Regions from separate parts of the Homo sapiens genome. Here region 1 is linked to region 2. A link is an interaction called in ENCODE POLR2A ChIA-PET data of the cell type or tissue named here. Cell type or tissue: HepG2. All regions are shown on one strand. Links, peaks and the distances in the headings refer to the core of each region. The heading gives the core; the rest is flanking DNA. Region 1 holds the start of LOC107985480 (a long non-coding RNA gene). Region 2 has its middle 7.8 kb from the start of LINC02943.

Region 1 (8,334 bases), core at 258-8,257, 310 kb before region 2:
CACCTTTTGTTTTGATTATCTATTGCTGCATTCCAAAAAAAAAAAATTAGCTTAAAATGACAATCATTTCATTCTATCTCATGATATTGTGGGTCATGAATTGGGACAGGCTTCAGCTGGATGATTCTCCTGCTCTTCTGAACATTAACTAAGGGAACTAGTGATCTTCAGCTGGTAGATGGGCTGGTCTGGAGGGTCCAAGGACTTTCACTCACATGTTGGCATCTGGGTGCAGATGGCTGGATGGCATGCTCAGTGAGACTGCTGGACAGTGGCTACCTCTGGCCTCTGCAGCTTGGCAGGCTCAGGATGGTTGGACCAACTCAAAGCAGCTCAGATCCCCAGAGAGAGAGGAACTGGCCAGTCTGGGAATTGAATCTAGAAATTAGCAAAGCACAATTCCACCATAGTCTGTTGCTTGAAGCAACACAGAAAGGTCTCCCAGATCATTGGAAGGCACACAGCTCCTGCTGCTGAATGGGAATAGTGGAAAAATATTTCTGATCATTCTTTTTGGAGTGAATTGTGTCCCCCAAAAATTCATATGTTGAAATCCCCCAGAACCTCATAACATGACTTTTTGCAGGTAGGGCCTTTATAGAGGTAATTAAATTAAAATGGGGTGGTTAGGGTGAGCTTTAGTCCAGCATGACTGGATTAGAAGAGGAGTTTCTGACACAGACACACAGGCACAAAGCCCATGTGAGGACAGTGAGAAGGCAGCCATCTGCAAGCCAGAGGGAGGCCTCGCAAGGAATCAAGCCTGTCGTCACCTCAATCTTAGACCTCTTGCCTCTAGAACTGTGAGAAAATAAGTCTAATGTTTAAGTCACCCAGTCTGTGGCGTTAGTTATGGCAGCCCTAGCAAACTAATACATTATCTTTAATCCATACATTAATGAATTCTTCATAATTACCTTTCTTTTTCTTTTTCTTTTTCGAGATGGACTCTCACTCTGTCGTCCAGGTTGGAGTACAGCGGCGCGATCTCGGCTCACTACAATCTCTGCCTCCTGGGTTCAAATGATTCTCCTGCCTCAGCCTCCTGAGGAGCTAGGATTACAGGTGTGCACCACCACGCCTGGCTAATTTTTGTATTTTTAGTAGAGACAAAGTTTCCCCATGTTGGTCAGGCTGGTCTCGAACTCCTGACCTCATGATCAGTCCACCTCGGCCTCCCAAAGTGTTGGGATTAAAAGCATAAGCCACCACGCCTGGCCCATAATTATCTTTGTTAAACTTCAATCACATGGGTTTCTAATTTAATAGCATGGCGACTACAGAATGTGGTCTGTCATGTATCAAGCATTTGAAATTGGTTGAGGCTTCCGTTTTAGCCTTTATGTATGTGTAAGATATTGGAAAATATTCTTGGTAAAATTGACCAGAAGATGTATTCTACAGTCACTGTTTAAGAAACAAGTGAAAATGGTGGTTAAAATAACCAAAACAACTAAACGTGTGTGGAAATAAACAAAGACTACCCAAAGGAGAGCAGGCAGAGGCGATCCATTCAGAGCTTGCTGTAGCATAGGAGTCAGACACTGTCACTTGTGTTTGGCAGAAACTCAAATCAGGCTGTTGATCAAGTTTTTATCATGAGGGCAGGTTTCAAGGCTGCCATTCATTTTTCACTGATGGTTTACTTTGGGCTTACCAGGAAAATCAGTCACTGTTAACCAATCATTGGTTTCTATGTAAATCAAAATATTAACAATTGCCCAAGTGCAGTAGCTCACACCTTCAACCCCAGCACTTTGGGAGCCTGAGGCAAACAAATCGCTTGAGCCCGGGAGTTCAAGAGCAGCCTGGGCAACATGGCAAACCCCACCTCTAAAAAAATACAAAAATTAGCCTGGCATAGTGGCATGCACCTGTAGTCCCAGCTTCTCGGGAGGTTGAGGTAAGAGGATGGCTTGAGCCTGGGAGGTCAAGGCTGTAGTGAGCCATGTTCATACGACTGAACTCCAGCCTGGGTGGCAAAGGGAGACCCTGTCTTAAAACAAACAACAACAAAAAACAGTCTCTATTTACATAACATAAAGAAGCCCTTTGGAGAAGGTAGAAACAGACTTTGCTGCCCTCTCTGAGCAAACATTGTCTCATTAATCCTCCCCACAACCCAACAAGGAGGTTTGACCTACTGAGTTCCATTTTAGGAGATAAGAAGCCGTTGTATGCCTCAGTTGGCTACCCAGTCTAGGGGCAGTAAGCCCCCACTTGCTATAATAGGTTGTGATTGTCTGATGTATTAAACTGAACTTTAAAAAGTCATTTCTATTTCGCTACACAGCAGTGGGGCAGCGCAGAAACAAGGAAATTATATCTTCTGCTTCGACTGTTTTTCATTTTTACTTTGTGTTTCTAGATTCTCAAACTTCCATCACTCTAACAGATTCTCAAATTAGAGGAGAAAACAATCTTACTTTACATAAAAACACCAAATTGATCCTTTATGGATGCAGTGTGGTCAATGACAGCATTTGTTTTCCCAGCATAGATTGTGCTGATGCATTGTGTATGTGGCCTGGTCTGTAGCCTGTGTGATTGACAGATGATTGAGAGACAGAGAGAGAGAGAGATTGTCAGGAGGCTTAATGATCCTCACAACACAACTGGGGTAGGTGCTGTGGCCCCCACATTACAGCCGAGGCCCAGAGAGAGTCAGTAGCTCACCCAAGGTCACACAGCTTGTGAACAGCAGAGCCATAATTTGATCAATGCTGCTAGGCTGCCTGTCAAAATACACCCAAAACAAAACTTACTTTTTGTATAGCATGAGCTTTTAATTCTATGGGTTGCTGTTGCATTGAATTATGCCCTAGTGTAACACAAACTAAAATATCCAGTTGCAAAATTAAATAATAAATAAATAATGGGTCTGCGTGCTGTTTATCAGTCCAAATGTGGCTGCATTTTTTGGCCAACTATGTCTTTTAAGATTACATCCTAACATTAAGTTTTTGTTGGTTTCTAATCCCAGCTTTGGCAGTTTTGGACAAAAGCTATGGGCATAATATCCTCTTGGCCCTCCAGGCAGGGGCGCTGCAGATTCTGGGCTGGGGGTCAGTGGGGGCAGCTTACAAAATGTTTTTCTGTGAGGGCCTCGGCTGAAATAGAGGGGAACACTGCTGAGCTCTGGCCTCTGTGTCTGTATCTTGACTGACTTTTTAAATTTTTTTTTCTGAAATTTCTGTGTGGCCTGACAAGTCCGAGACTACCACAAAGTGGCCACAAAATTTGTTTAAATGTTGTCTGTCAAGTTGGAAATTTTATTTTAAAATTCATGGTGCAATGGCATTATAATAAACCTTATTTTTCCTTCTGCAGTCTGTTTCTGGATGCTGGCAGTCATTCAGAAACATTTGCTGAGCACCTCGTACCTGCTGAATGAACCCACGTGAAGGGGAGCCAGGAGTGCGGATCATTAAAAAGCCTGTACTTTCTCAGTCCCCATTTGACACCACAGAGAGAAAATGCATGCTCCTGATTTGGGTAGATCTAGAATGTTCTTATGAATATGGTAGGTGGAGCAAGGGATCCAGGTTCTTATGATACATGATAAGAAAGGCCCTAGCTTGGTCAGACACAAATAAAAGCCAAGCTTTTCATCTAAACTCCCTTGCACCATCACCCCCTTACCAACCAGTACAGAGAGCTTAACATCTCTATACCAGATAGTGAATGTTTCTAATAAGAATGGCAAATTCTTATTGTGAGAGAGATAAGGGCATTCAAGTGTTAATTCAAGAGAAATATGTATATGGTTCTTTAAATGATTTATTTACTAACAGCATTAAGTATGGTGTAAAGGAATTTACATACCCTAATTCTCGTCTATATATTTTTTTGGATTTTAAAATGACAACTTGTCTAAGTTCGCATTAGTATTAAGCCCTAACATGAGACAGTATTTATAGCATAAGATTTTTGCCACCTATTTTTAATTGTAGCGCTGTTTTATCAATAAGATCAATTAAAGAGTTGAACATTTGAAAAGAAGAAACATGAAAATGAATTTCTAACTGTACGGTATTGAATACATGAAAGTTCTCTTAAACTTAGTCCAGAGTCTCAATAAACATGGTAAGTATGTAATAATTCACATTTACAACCGCCATAAAAACTCTATCAACCAAATTATTTTATGACGTCAAAATTATCTGAAAAAAATTGAGGAACTAAAATTTTTAAAAATAGGTTCTCAGTTAGAGCTGTCTATTAAAAGGATAAATTTTAAACTCTCCGGAGCTGGCCTTCCTGGTTCCAGGAGCAGCCTGTTGGCCTTCTCTCGCAAAGCTCAGTTCCTTTCCTCCATTCCAGAAGACCCTCAAGCCTGTCCCATGCACCTGGTTTTACATTTTTAAATGTTAAAAGGAAGACCACCGTGAAAGATTGGCATGTTAATAGTAGGCTAAGGCGACAGGTGCTGGGGCTCCGGCTTAGAGATCCCCACAGATTCCATGCTCCCAGGGCTGGCTGCAGCCATCTGCCCCCACCCACCCCCACCCGGCCCAGCCCTCCCCTCCTGGAGGTGGAATCGTGGCTTGCACAATCCCCTCTGGGCCCCTGGGGGAGGCGCACCATATTGATTTTTTGGACTTCGTTTCTGTGTGTCTCACCAGTCTTTGCCCGGCACAGTGACTCACTGGCGTCCCTTTCAGGACTTTCTCCCGCCTGATAACATCTAAATGACTCATGCCTACACCACCTGGAGAGCTCAGGGAAGGCACGGTTTGTTCAGGCCACCCTCACTCCAAGGGCCAGCCCTTTTTTGGAATAGAAACTAAAAGTTGGTAGCTTCCATTTGTAGTTCCATCTAACAGAAGAGCCGACCCACTCACATTAGCTGGCTCACGACTAAGGCAACCAATGCCTCCCAGAACATAGACTCAACTGGCAACCCCGGCACTGAAGGTCAAGGTGAGTCAAAGACACTCATGCAGAAGGGTGGATGCTCTTCCAAGTGTGACTGGCTGGCCTGCACGGCTCACTGCCTCCCCTCCTCCCGTCAAGATGCAGCTTCAGTTTAAACCACCTTCGTTCCATTCATCAAAGAGGAATATTTACTGTTATTGTAATGACTCTTCTCACAGTACACAAGGCTACACCTGAAACACACAGGCCTTTCAGAAAGCACAAAGGAGCATTGTGCAAGCCCCTGCCCAGTGAGATGGATGGGGGCGTAGACACGCCAGTTAACAGCCGGGCTTTGCAGGCCAGCAAGACTTATCTGTGGCCGCACCATGGCCACTGAGCTTGTACCTTTCTTCTTTTAAAAATTGCTCCTTCATTATAAGCAGAGTTAAATACCTGCACATGTGATTTGTGTTGAAATAATAAAGCAACAAACACACATCAAGCTGAGGAGAGAATCTTGGCTAAGGTAGGAAGTCGTGGGTCTGGTCTCAGTCTGTGCTGCTGACCAACTGTAAGAACTCAGAACTCACTGTCCACTCAGGACCACAGTGTCTCATCTGAAAGGACGAGGAGACTGGAACACACCAGAGCCATGGTTCTCAATGTGTGGTCCAGAGGCCCTCGGGGGTCCCTGAGCCTCTTTCTGGGGATCTGTGAGGTCAAAACTACTTTCACAAGTATGGTTTGCCTTTTTCACTCTCACTCTCTCATGCTTGAACAATGGAATCTTCTAAAGGCTTCCTGACACGTGATGCTACAATGGATGGAATCCAGAGGTGGATAGGAGAAGCCAGCTGCCTTCTATTAAACCAGAAATGAAGAACATTTGCAGAAATGTACAACAATGCCATGCTTCCCATTAATTATTTTGTTCTTGCTTTAGAATATGTCACTTTTCATTGAAAAATGTTACTCATGATTTTATGTAAAAGGTTTATTGTTGTTACTTTTAAATACATATTTTAAGTGTTTTTTAGTTTTGATTTCTAATATGGCAAAAATTGGTAAAATCACATACACAAGGGCTTTTGGGGATCCTCAAAACTTTTTAAGAGTGTAAAGGGATCCAGAGACCAAAAGTTTGATAACCACTAACCAAAAACTTTGACAACCATCATCTTGAAGGGTCCTTGGACTTTCTGGAATTTGGATCTCCCTTGCCTTGTTCAGTTTTCTCTCTTTTTAGCCATCTCGTACTTACTGCCATTTCAGTTCCTATGTACCTGACTTATTAATTATGCTTATTGTTTACCATGTGTGTTCCCCTCCCATATAAACTCCATGAGGACTGAGATATTTGTCCATGATGTTCATCAGTGCATCCCAGGCTGCCTAGAACTGGGCCTGGCCCTTAGCAGGCACTTGTTTTTGGATGGGAGGGAGGAGAAGGGAGGGGAGAGGGCAAGTTCTTTCAGTGTCTGTATAATGGACAGAGCAAGGTGTACCACCTCGGTGTGATAGAAGAGATGGAGACAGGAGAAAGGAAGCTCTGCACAGGATCACGTGGTAGGTGGCAAAGTCAGGGCTCCATCACAGCTTCTGTTGTCACATGACTCTGTTATCTGACCCTTTAAGGCAGCCCCTTCTGCTCCAACAGAGCTTCAGGGTAACTGAGTGCCCCGCAATTGGTGTTAGCAGAGAATCTGTGTCCAGTTGATCCCTAAAAGTTTGAGGAACACTCATTCCCCAGTGCATAAGTTCCTGATAAATGACCTCATAAATAAATGACCTCCCTTTGTAGGAGGTTGGCTGGAAGGCTCAGATGCACATGGCTGCTGGAAGTGAGGTCCTCCCACAAGAGAACCAACACGTCCTTCAAGGGTCTCGGGGTCTGTGAACAGACATGGACATCAGGATTGGTTGAGGGGCTTCCAGGTTCAATCCTGGTGGCACAGGTGAGGCCCATTCACCAGACCAGAGTGTCGCCAGCCATCCATAGCAGGTGTGCTCTTTGTGGCTGCCTATGGCTTTTAGTCCTGAAAAGCTCAGGTTTAAGTAGCCAGGAGCACAACCCAGGCCTTGCTGCTGCTTCTGGACATCTCTGGGAGTGAAAAGGGAGTTCTATGCTCAGCCACCTGAGTTTGTGGAGCTCGTTTCAATCTCAGTCTCTCCCATCAGCCTCCTGGTGACTCCTCTAAGAGGTCTCAGTGCTTCCTTCACCCTCAATACTCAAGGCCTTGGCGAAAGGGAATTCTTCTGAGACCTGAAGTGTAGAATCACGAGGGAGAAACAGTCAAGCAAAATTGACCGTTATCGCCCAGGAGATAAGACCCAGGAGTCAGTTCAGAGAACGCAGACATGACCGTAGAATTGTGTACATAGCAGGCCTTGCCCTCAGTGGATATCCAATAAATTGCAATGGACATATGTTTTCTTTTCTGCACACTCTCTTGCCTTTCCCTTGGCTGGATCTTGGGGCTTCTGGGAGAGTGATGCGGAGGGGAATATTGGAAGAAGAGGCTGAGAGCACAGATGAAAGTCATCCCATCTGTTTGGATTTCATTTTAAGAGCAGTGCAGAGGCATTGAGTGTTTTTAGGCAGAGAATAACATTAAGGAACGTACAGGTGTACTTCGGAGATATTGCAGGCTCAGTTCCACACTGCAGCAATAAAGCAATTATCGCAATAAAGTCATATAAATATTTCAGGTTTCTCGGTTCATATAAAAGTTATATTCACACTATATTGTAGTCTATCTAGTGTGCAATAGCATTATGTCTAAAAAACAATGTACATACCTTAATTTAAAAATACTTTATTGCTAGAAAGTGCTAATAATCATCTAAGTCTTTGTCAAGTCATAATCTTCTTGTTGGTGGGTGGTCTTTCTGGATGTGGATGGCTGCTGACCAATCAGGGTGGCTGTGGCAATTTCTTGAACTGAGACAACAGTGAAGTTTGCTGCATTCATTGGCTTTTCCCTTCATGAAAGATTTCTCTAGCATGCAATACTGTTTGATGGCATTTTACCTACAGAACGTCTTTCAAAATTGGAGTCAATCTTCTCAAACTCTGCCACTGCTTTATCAACTATTTATGCAATATTCTAAATCCTTTGTTGTCGTTTCAACAAAGTTCAGAGCATCTTCAGCAGGAGTAGATTCCATCTCAAGAAACCACTCTCTTTGCTTATTCATAATAAACAACTCCTTGTGTGTGAAAGTTTTATCATGAGATTGCAGCAATTCAGTCACGTCTTCCGGCTCCACTTCTAATTCTAGTTTTGTTGCTTTTTTTTTTTTACCACATCTGCAGTTATTTCCTCCACTGAAGTCTTGAGCCTCTCAAAGTCATCCCTGAGGGTTAGAATCCACTTCTTCCAAACTCCTGTTATTGTTGATATTTTCACTTCCTACCATGAATCATGAATGTTCTTAACGACATCTAGAATGAGAATCTTTTCCAGAAAGTTT
Region 2 (8,334 bases), core at 302-8,301:
TGCCAGGATCCCAGCCCCAGGGACTGTAATGTAATTGACCTCGGTGCAGCCTGACGTCAGCATTTGTAGGAGCTACCTGGGTGTCGTGAGTTGGATGGTGCCCCCTCCCAGAAGATATGTCCACCCAGAACCTCCAAATGTGACTTGACTGGAATAAGGGTCTTTGTAGATATCATTAACCCTTTTCCCACTTGCCCAAGAATACTCCCCAGCAGCATTTACCCCAAGATAACTTTGCTGCAAAATACCTTGCTTTTATTATTATTTTCAAATCGCTCTAGTGTATTGACTTTGGAAACAAAACACATCATTCCATTTATAGCATTCTGGTTTTAGTAGTGGTATTTCCATTTACAAAACTATAGTAATTCTCGAGTGCTGAAAATGTCAAATCCTAGAAAACGTCGCATTCCTGCACGTGATGTTAACATTGTTCTTGAAAACAGTTATTGGCCAGAGATTCATTTGATGAATCCGATTCTTCCGAAACAGATGATTCTGATGATTTAGACGATTCTGATGTTAGTTCTGTGCAGAAATAACTCCAAGAACAGTTTTTGTATTTTATTTTCACATTGAAAATCCATCAGATTTGCTTCAGCCTCAAAGAGCATGTTTATGTAAAAAATGAGTACTGGCAGTGAGCTGCACTTTATTTTCTAAACGGAAAAAGGGTGAAGGTAAAGATCTCTAGATGAGATCATCCTGGATGAGGGCGGGCCCTAAATCCAATGACTCGTGTCCTCATAGGAGACAGAAAAGGAGATCCTGCAAACAAGGCCGTGTGAAGACAGAGGCAGAGACTGGAGTGATGCTGGTTCCATACAAGGAAGGCCAAGGATGGAGGTCATGAGGAACAGGAGGGAAGCCTGGAATACATGTTCCCATGCAGCTGCCAGCAGGGGCCACCCTGCCCACACCTTGACTTTGGCCTTCGGAACTGTGAGGGAGCAAATTTCTGTGTTCTAAGCCAGCGGTCCTCAACCTTTTTGGCACGAGGGACCAGTTTTGCAGGAGGCAATTTTTCCACACACGGGGGGGATGGTTTCAGGATGACTCAAGGGCATGATGCGTATTGTGCACTTTATTTCTATTATTATTACACTGTAATATGTAATGAAATCATTACACAACTCACAAGAATGAAGAATCAGTGGGAGACCTGAGCCTGTTTTCCTGCAACTAGACAGTCCCATCTGAGGGTGATGGGAGACAGTGACAGATCATCAGGCATTAGATTCTCATAAGGAGCGTACCGCCTAGATCCCTCACAATTCATAATAAGGCGCAACCTCCTATAAGAATCTAACGCCGCCACTGTTCTGACAGGAGGTGGAGCTCAGGCGGTAATGGTCACTCGCCCACACTCGCCTCTTGTCCATACTGGTCCATGGCCCGGGGTTGGGGACCCCTGTTCGAAGTCACCCAGGTTGTGGTGGTTTGTTACAGCAGGCCCAGGGAACTCATTCAGCAGGTGGATTTGGGTGGCCCTAATCTAATAAGACTGATGTCCTTATAAGAAGAGGGGATTAGGACACAGACACACACAGAGGGACAACCCTGTGAGGATTCAGGGAGAAGAGGCCTTCTACAAGCCAAGGAGAGAGGCCTCAGGAGGAATCAACCCTGCCCACACCTTGATCCTGGACTCCAGCCTCCAGAACTGGGAGGAAACAAATGTCTATTGCTTAAGCCACCAGTCCGTGGTATTTTGTTAGGTGGCCCTCACAGAGTCATACACTAGGTACTTGCTGTATGTGATTTTATCTGATCCTCATGGCAATTTTCTAAGTTGTGTTTAGGCCCTGCATGGTGGCTCACACCTGTAGTCCCAGTTTGAGACTACAGGAGTTTGAGACCAGCCTGGACTACATAGTGAGACCCAATCTCTGAAAAAATTAAAAAGTAGCCAGATGTGATGACACATGCCTGTAGTCCCAGCTACTCAAGAGGCTGAGGTGGGAGGATCACTTGAGCCCATGAGTTTGAGGCTGCAGTGAGCTGTGATTGTGCCACTGCACTCCAGTAGCCTGGGCAACAAAACAGGACCCCATCTCTAAAAAAAAAAGGAAGTTGTTGTTTTATTATTATTCCCTTTTTGCAAATGAGGAAAATAAAACTATAAAAGGTTAAGTGGCCCATCCAAACTCACATATACGGTAAATGTCAGAGCCAGGATCCAACCTGGCCTATCTCAGGCCACAGCTGGCACTAGGGCCCCTGGTTCTAGGTGGCAGCCCCTGGACACAGAGGCCTTCAAAGACTGGGAAGTGCTCCCTCTGAGCGGGCAGTCCAGAGCCGGTGATGCTCACTGTTTTGCTGCCCTTGGGCCTAGAACAGAGGGCTTTGCACGTCTCTTGCATTGTCTCAGGGCTGTTTAGTCCCAGGTTGAGGGTAAGAGGAAGGAGGAGCCCCCAAAGCCACAGTTGGGGTTCTCAGTGGACATCCGGGGGCAAGAAAACCTCCAGAAGGTGCACCTTCCATCAGCAACCTGGGAGGGGAAAGATACGTTTCTATGAAGAAAAGATGCATTCACTTACAACAGGAACTAGATTTAGTTCCCTTTAATAAGAACAACACTGCCCATATTCAATATTGAAATAGGCTGTTTTTCAGTATTTTTACCCAGAGTAGCTAATTTGATCCTCAAAACACACCAGCAAAATAAGTAAAGGAAGAATCTCTCCATTTTATGAGAAAATCTCAGGCTCAAAAACATCTGTGTTTGGCAGGGTGCAGTGGCTCACGCCTGTAATCCCAGCACTTTGGGAGGCTGAGGTGGGCGGATCACCTGAGGTCAGGAGTTCGAGTCCAGCCTAGCCAACATGGTGAAACCCCATCTCCACTAAAAATACAAAAATTAGGCGGGCGTCGTGGCGGGCGCCTGTAGTCCCAGCTACTCGGGAGGCTGAGGCAGGAGAATTGCTTGAACCCAGGAGGGTGGAGGCTGCAGTGAGCCGAGATCATGTCGCTGCAGAAATGTCTGTGCTCTCTACATCAGCTTCGTCCCTGCAAAACAGCGGTAACACATCTGGCCTCCCGGGCTGTGAGGAAGACAAAATGAGGCAATGGACCCAATGCACAAGCATGGCTATCACCAAGTAAGTGCTCAGTTAAAGGCCACACATGACAATGTTGTGCCCAAGGTCTTAGCACTAATTAGAGACAAAGACAGGACCAAGCCCCCTGGATTCTAGAACTTCCTGTACTCAGCACAACACTCTCTGCACCCCGCCTTTTTTATGAAGTTGATTCATGAATTCAAGAACAGCCCAACTCAGATGGTCACACTCCCCTGTCCCCTCTCCTCTCTCAGGCCCAGCCCCTGGACACTGACCTCTCCCCACTCTGCTCCTCCTCCTCCTCCTCCCAGCCCCGTCGTGGGGAAGGCAGGGCAGTTCCCTGGCATTTGGCTGGCTCCTAAGTGTCAGTTGAGTGATTTCATGAATGAGCAACTACCCTGATTACTCTGATTACTCTGAAGGTTCAATTTTGATTTTTTAATTTCTATGTCTCATAGTTAGTATTGCCAGTAAGAAACACAAGCCTGATTTATAGATTAAAAGACAAATCTTCTCCATGGCTCAATAAATACTGACTCGTGAACACAAGATAAATACCACTTAGTAAGATCACTGTATGAACAACAAGAGGTTGAACATATACATTAGAGACGCAAGCTAACTCCCTGTGTTGAAAAAGTAGGTCATTTTGGCAGTGCACTGTGGCTCAGGCCTGTAATCCCAGCACTTTGGGAGGCCGAGGCGGGTGGATCACGAGGTCAGGAAATTGAGACCATCCTGGCTAACATGGTGAAACCCCGTCTCTACTAAAAATACAAAAAATTAGCCGGGCGTGGTGGCACGTGCCTGTAGTCCCAGCCACTCGGGAGGCTGAGGTAGGAGAATCGTTTGAACCCAGGAGGCAGAGCTTGCAGTGAGCCGAGACTGCGCCACTGCACTCCGGCCTGGGTGACAGAGTGAGACTCCATCTCAACAAAAAAACAAAAAAAGAAAGAAAGAAAAAGGAAAAGGAAAAGTAGGTCATTTTGAAGTAATAGTAGAGCAGAAACTCTTTAACATGGGAAGATGTTCATAATAAAATGGCGACAAACACTATGTATACTAGGCCCCTTCAAGTTAGGAAAGATCTACCCCAAATCCTTAGCAGTATACTTGAGTGCAGAGAGTAATGTGCGTGTTTTACCTTTTAATTGATCTGTATCTCCTATGATGAGCAAACCATAGTACTTTCAAAACAAAATAACTTTATTTAAATAAAGCTAAGCAAGGTGTAGTGGCTCATGGCTATAATCCCAGTTATTTGAGAGGCTAAGGCAGGAGGATCTCTTGAGGCCAGGAGTTTGAGATGCACCTGGGCAACATAGCAAGACCCCATTTCTACAAAACGACAGCAAAAAATTAGCTGGACATGGTGGCAAGCACCTGTAGTCCCCACTACTCAGGAGGCTGAGGCAGGAGGATCATTTGAGCCCAGCAGTTCAAAGCTGCGGTGAGCTATGATCGTGCCACTGCACTCCAGCCTGGGTAACAGTGAGATCCCATCTCTAAAAAAATAAAATATAAAATGTTTAAAAAAAAAAAAAAAAAAGCAAAAAAGACCAGCACGGTGGCTTACGCCTGTAATCCCACTGTAATCCCAGCACTTTGGGAGGCCGAGGCGGGTGGATCATGAGGTCGGGAGTTCAAGACCAGCCTGACCAACATGATGAAACCCCGTCTCCACTAAAATACAAAAATTAGCCAGGCGTGGTGATGGGTGCCTGTAATCCCAGCTAGTCAGGAGGCTGAGGCAGGAGAATCGCTTGAACCTGGGAGACTGAGTCAGGAGAACCGCTTGAACCCAGGAGGTGGAGGTTGGAGTGAGCTGAGATTGCGCCACTGCACTCCAGCCTGGTTGACAGCGCAAGACTCCCTTCCCCCCCCAAAAAAATCTCCTAATCTTCTGTGTCTGTGTGGCAAGCCATGAACTCCTTCTCAGAAGAATGTTTTTAAATGCATTAAATAAAGCATGAGGTGGGGAGAGTTCCAAAGGAAGCCAGTGATACTAAAACATACAGAATTATCAAACAGTGTTTATGCTTCTGTTATAAGAATAGATGGGCTACTTTCACATATTAAACAGCAAGAGCTAGCAGCAAGTCTAGTGAACTGGGCACTTGGAAGCAGTGATGAGCATAGCAGTATCTCTGGATAGCTGTAACACTGTGTGCAGGTATCTGGGGTTTCTGTCGTGACCACGTGGCAGGAGCTGCTGCCACTGCTGTCTGATGCTCGCCCCACAGTGGAAGGAGATGCTAAATTCCGTTACGCATTAGAGGTCAGTGAAAAGGAAGATGCAGTTTGTTCCCGTCCAGGCACAAGGACTCTTGAATTTGTCCATAGTTAAGAACGGCTCATCCAGGAGCAGAGCGAGAGGCCGGGCTGCGCGTCCTCATCTCCTCTCCCAGCCTTCGCATCCTCCTGGCTGCCTCGCGTTTCCTCCACGGGCCTGGCTGAACGCACACACAGGCCTGGGGGAGACTGCAGAGACACATCTTCAGCCACATCTTCTGTAAAACAGTCACTATGGGATGACGGTGACTGGACAGTGGCTCCGTGCAGTCGGTGTCTTTTGCAAAGTTTTCCACCGTGTGCATCCTCTGCAGCCAACTCCAGCTGAGGGAGAACGGACCCTCGGTGAGTTGGGGCTGCACAGCAGGTATGGCCTGCTGCCTTCACCCCACACCTGCTATCAAATGAATCAGCCCCCTTTCCCTACAACCCCAAGAAAAGCCTCAGGACCCATCAGGGGAAGAAGAAGCTGCCCATATAGAGAGAGGGAAGGGATACTGCTCCTCATTCCCCACACGGCATAGCCCAGGTGTAGAAAGTGGCCAACATCCATTTAGGAAGCCCCGTTTCCCTAGCTGGGAGGGGCCCTGTCCTGGGGAGGAGGCCAGTGGAAAGGACAAAACCATTTTGGAAGGAGCCAAGAGTAATAAAAATGGCAGGTTACCTGCCTTAGTTTAAACTGAATAAGCAAAGCCACGATCTCATCTGAGTCCCGTACAAGGCACACCACTCATAAGCTAACTTTTCTCAGCTTCTCTTTACAGGCCGTTGGCGAGTGGGCCCTCCAACCGTGGGCCACAGCTCGTGAATCTGTTTGTTGGGGAGTCATGTTCAAACCCAAAGAACAAGGCAAACCCTACCCCCAAGGAACCCAGATAACTCCTTATTTCCCCTTTTTATTCTTAAAAAGTACTTCTCCCAGGTTCCGGCGGAGTGCTGTTCTCATTTTAGAAGGCTGGCTAACTGTGGGTGCAAGTCATTTCTCAAAGCAGTGTCTGTTCTTTTCTTTAATGGAATTGTTTTGTTCATTTGTTTCACTTCCTCTTTGGGGTTCCCAAGGAACATGAGTTCCTTTTTTCCTGGTATTAGAAGTGCGTCAGTTCAAGTATGAGTACATGAAAAGTGAAGAATAAGAGGCTGGCTCCATTAGGTGATGACATGTACCTGCTATGAGATTTGGGAAGCCATGGCCTGTCATTGTTGCTCCCGCATTATTGTCCAGCTTGTCCCCAGAATGAGAGCCAGTCTCTAAAGACATGCCCATGAGCCGGGCAGCACATAACAGAGACAGGGAAGAGGTCGCTTGGGGGCTTTGTCACCTGGAAGAAATCCCAAGGCTTATCCTAAGGACATGGAAAGCTGAAGAACAGAAAGTCACTAGTCAATGGCAGGAGGAGGGCATCCAAGTCCCCATCAGCCTAGAACGCAGCCGACTGACAAGAGGTCAGTGCCACCATCATAGTCCTATGCTTTCTCTGCCCCCGGTAGGACTTCGAACTTTCTGAAGGCTTTGGGTGTGAATGATGGATCCTCCCTATGAAGAGGACCACATCTGATGTAGTAGTTTACAACATCTCAACATGATTCAAAAATAGATCAGCAAGAACATATTTAGCAAAAAAAAAAAAAAAAAATGCAAGTCATCAGATGCAAATGATGACATAGAATTCTTCCCAGGCCTAGATATGCAAACAGAAGCAGTGCAAGGGCCGTGTACACAATGACAGTGTGGGTGCAGATAAGACAGTAATTTCCCGGAGAGCTTTGGTTGATGGAATTCCACACTCCATGACCACACAGCCTACGAGGGAGTAGATCACAATCTCACCCAGAACCACAAATGAGCCTCCTGGTGTCAGTTACCTTCTTTTTCAAGAATGACGCCAAGCTCTAATCCCTCCTCACTGAGTCTTTATGAGCTTAAAGTAACTGCATTTTAAAATCTGTCACATTTGGACATTTTCCCAAAACCCTTGCTCTCTGTTGGACGAGGCACGTTTCATGTTGACTATTCCCATGTCCCCTGGTTCTTCTTTTCAATCCAAAAGCTGGGAACTTTCTACTTTGACCACCAGAGCTTCTCTGGCAGGCGATTTTCCACTGCTATTTTCCTTGCTGTCCTTCTCTTTAAAAACCAATAGCATATGAATTCAGGATGCGGGGATATCTTGTGCGATGCAGTAACAGGCAGAGTGAGGGGCAGCAGTGGGCTAGCAAAGAGGTGAAGGGTGAAGGAAGGCCTGGGAGCCAGGCAGACCCACCCCTTCCTGAGTGTTTCCTCTGTTTTCTCATCTGGGCTGCTGAGATTAAGGAGATAAATGCATATAAAGCACTGACCGTGCTTTCTGGCCCAGGGCAGGACTCTAACCATTGGTTGTGCCCATGCTGAGGACTAACCTTGGCCCGGGAAAAGGCTGGAGGAGGCCCACCCAAAAGCAGATGCTTCCCAAGGCCCGGTCACTGCACGAGAGCCAAAAGCACACATCAGATGGGACAGTATGCAATCGGAGGGGACCTGCTCTCCTGGAAAAGCCACCCTGAAAGCTTTCATTGGCCAGATCTGAAGGTGTTGAGGTTTGAGCCAACTGCAAAGAGGTAACCGCAGACCTTGGTTGCCAGAGAAGTCACTGTCTTTTCCAAGCAGTAGAACCACATTCGAATCCCTTGGAGCTTGTCAAGAGCCCTCAAAATCTTACTCTATGCAGAGACCGCCAACAAAAATGTGTCCCCTCAAATTATGGCACAAACTTCAGAGGGGAGGTAATTTAATGCACAGAACCACCCACCAGGGAAGGACAGTGGATAAAATGAGAGGTTCAAGAGACACACGGTGAAAAGTGCCCACAGAGAAATTGTGACATTGAATAATATTAAATTGCAAAGGATTTGAAGCCCAGATAAACACCATGAGCTAATATCAGCCAAGGAAAGTATGATTCAGTCAATGGAAATAGGCAAACAGTTCAATTAATGTTTATAA

Evidence for each region. Peaks named below come from ENCODE experiments on the same cell type or tissue, not always from the same donor. Only the 100,000 strongest peaks of a DNase experiment are listed, where the experiment ranks them.
Region 1: POLR2A ChIA-PET joins it to region 2 with 7 read pairs; 2 of 35 experiments call an interaction of 5 or more read pairs at or near these places.

What each region holds. Positions count from the first base shown.
Region 1 is chr21:38,783,027-38,791,360 of GRCh38, forward strand. It overlaps LOC107985480 (a long non-coding RNA gene), which reads left to right and starts at 1,026. Exons shown (of 3, transcript XR_001755102.2): 1 at 1,026-1,065; 2 at 3,331-3,523; 3 at 4,626-6,112. RefSeq lists enhancers at 4,111-5,310, 5,025-5,114. In HepG2, for the core only: no CTCF peak of the experiment used is centred there; DNase peaks (open chromatin) are centred at 1,685, 4,665, 5,135 and 5,655; H3K4me3 peaks cover 758 bases.
Region 2 is chr21:39,088,195-39,096,528 of GRCh38, forward strand. No RefSeq gene overlaps it. Among named protein-coding and RNA genes, the nearest start is that of LINC02943, 7.8 kb to the left of the region's middle. In HepG2, for the core only: a CTCF peak has its summit at 900 (motif pointing right); DNase peaks (open chromatin) are centred at 757 and 7,107.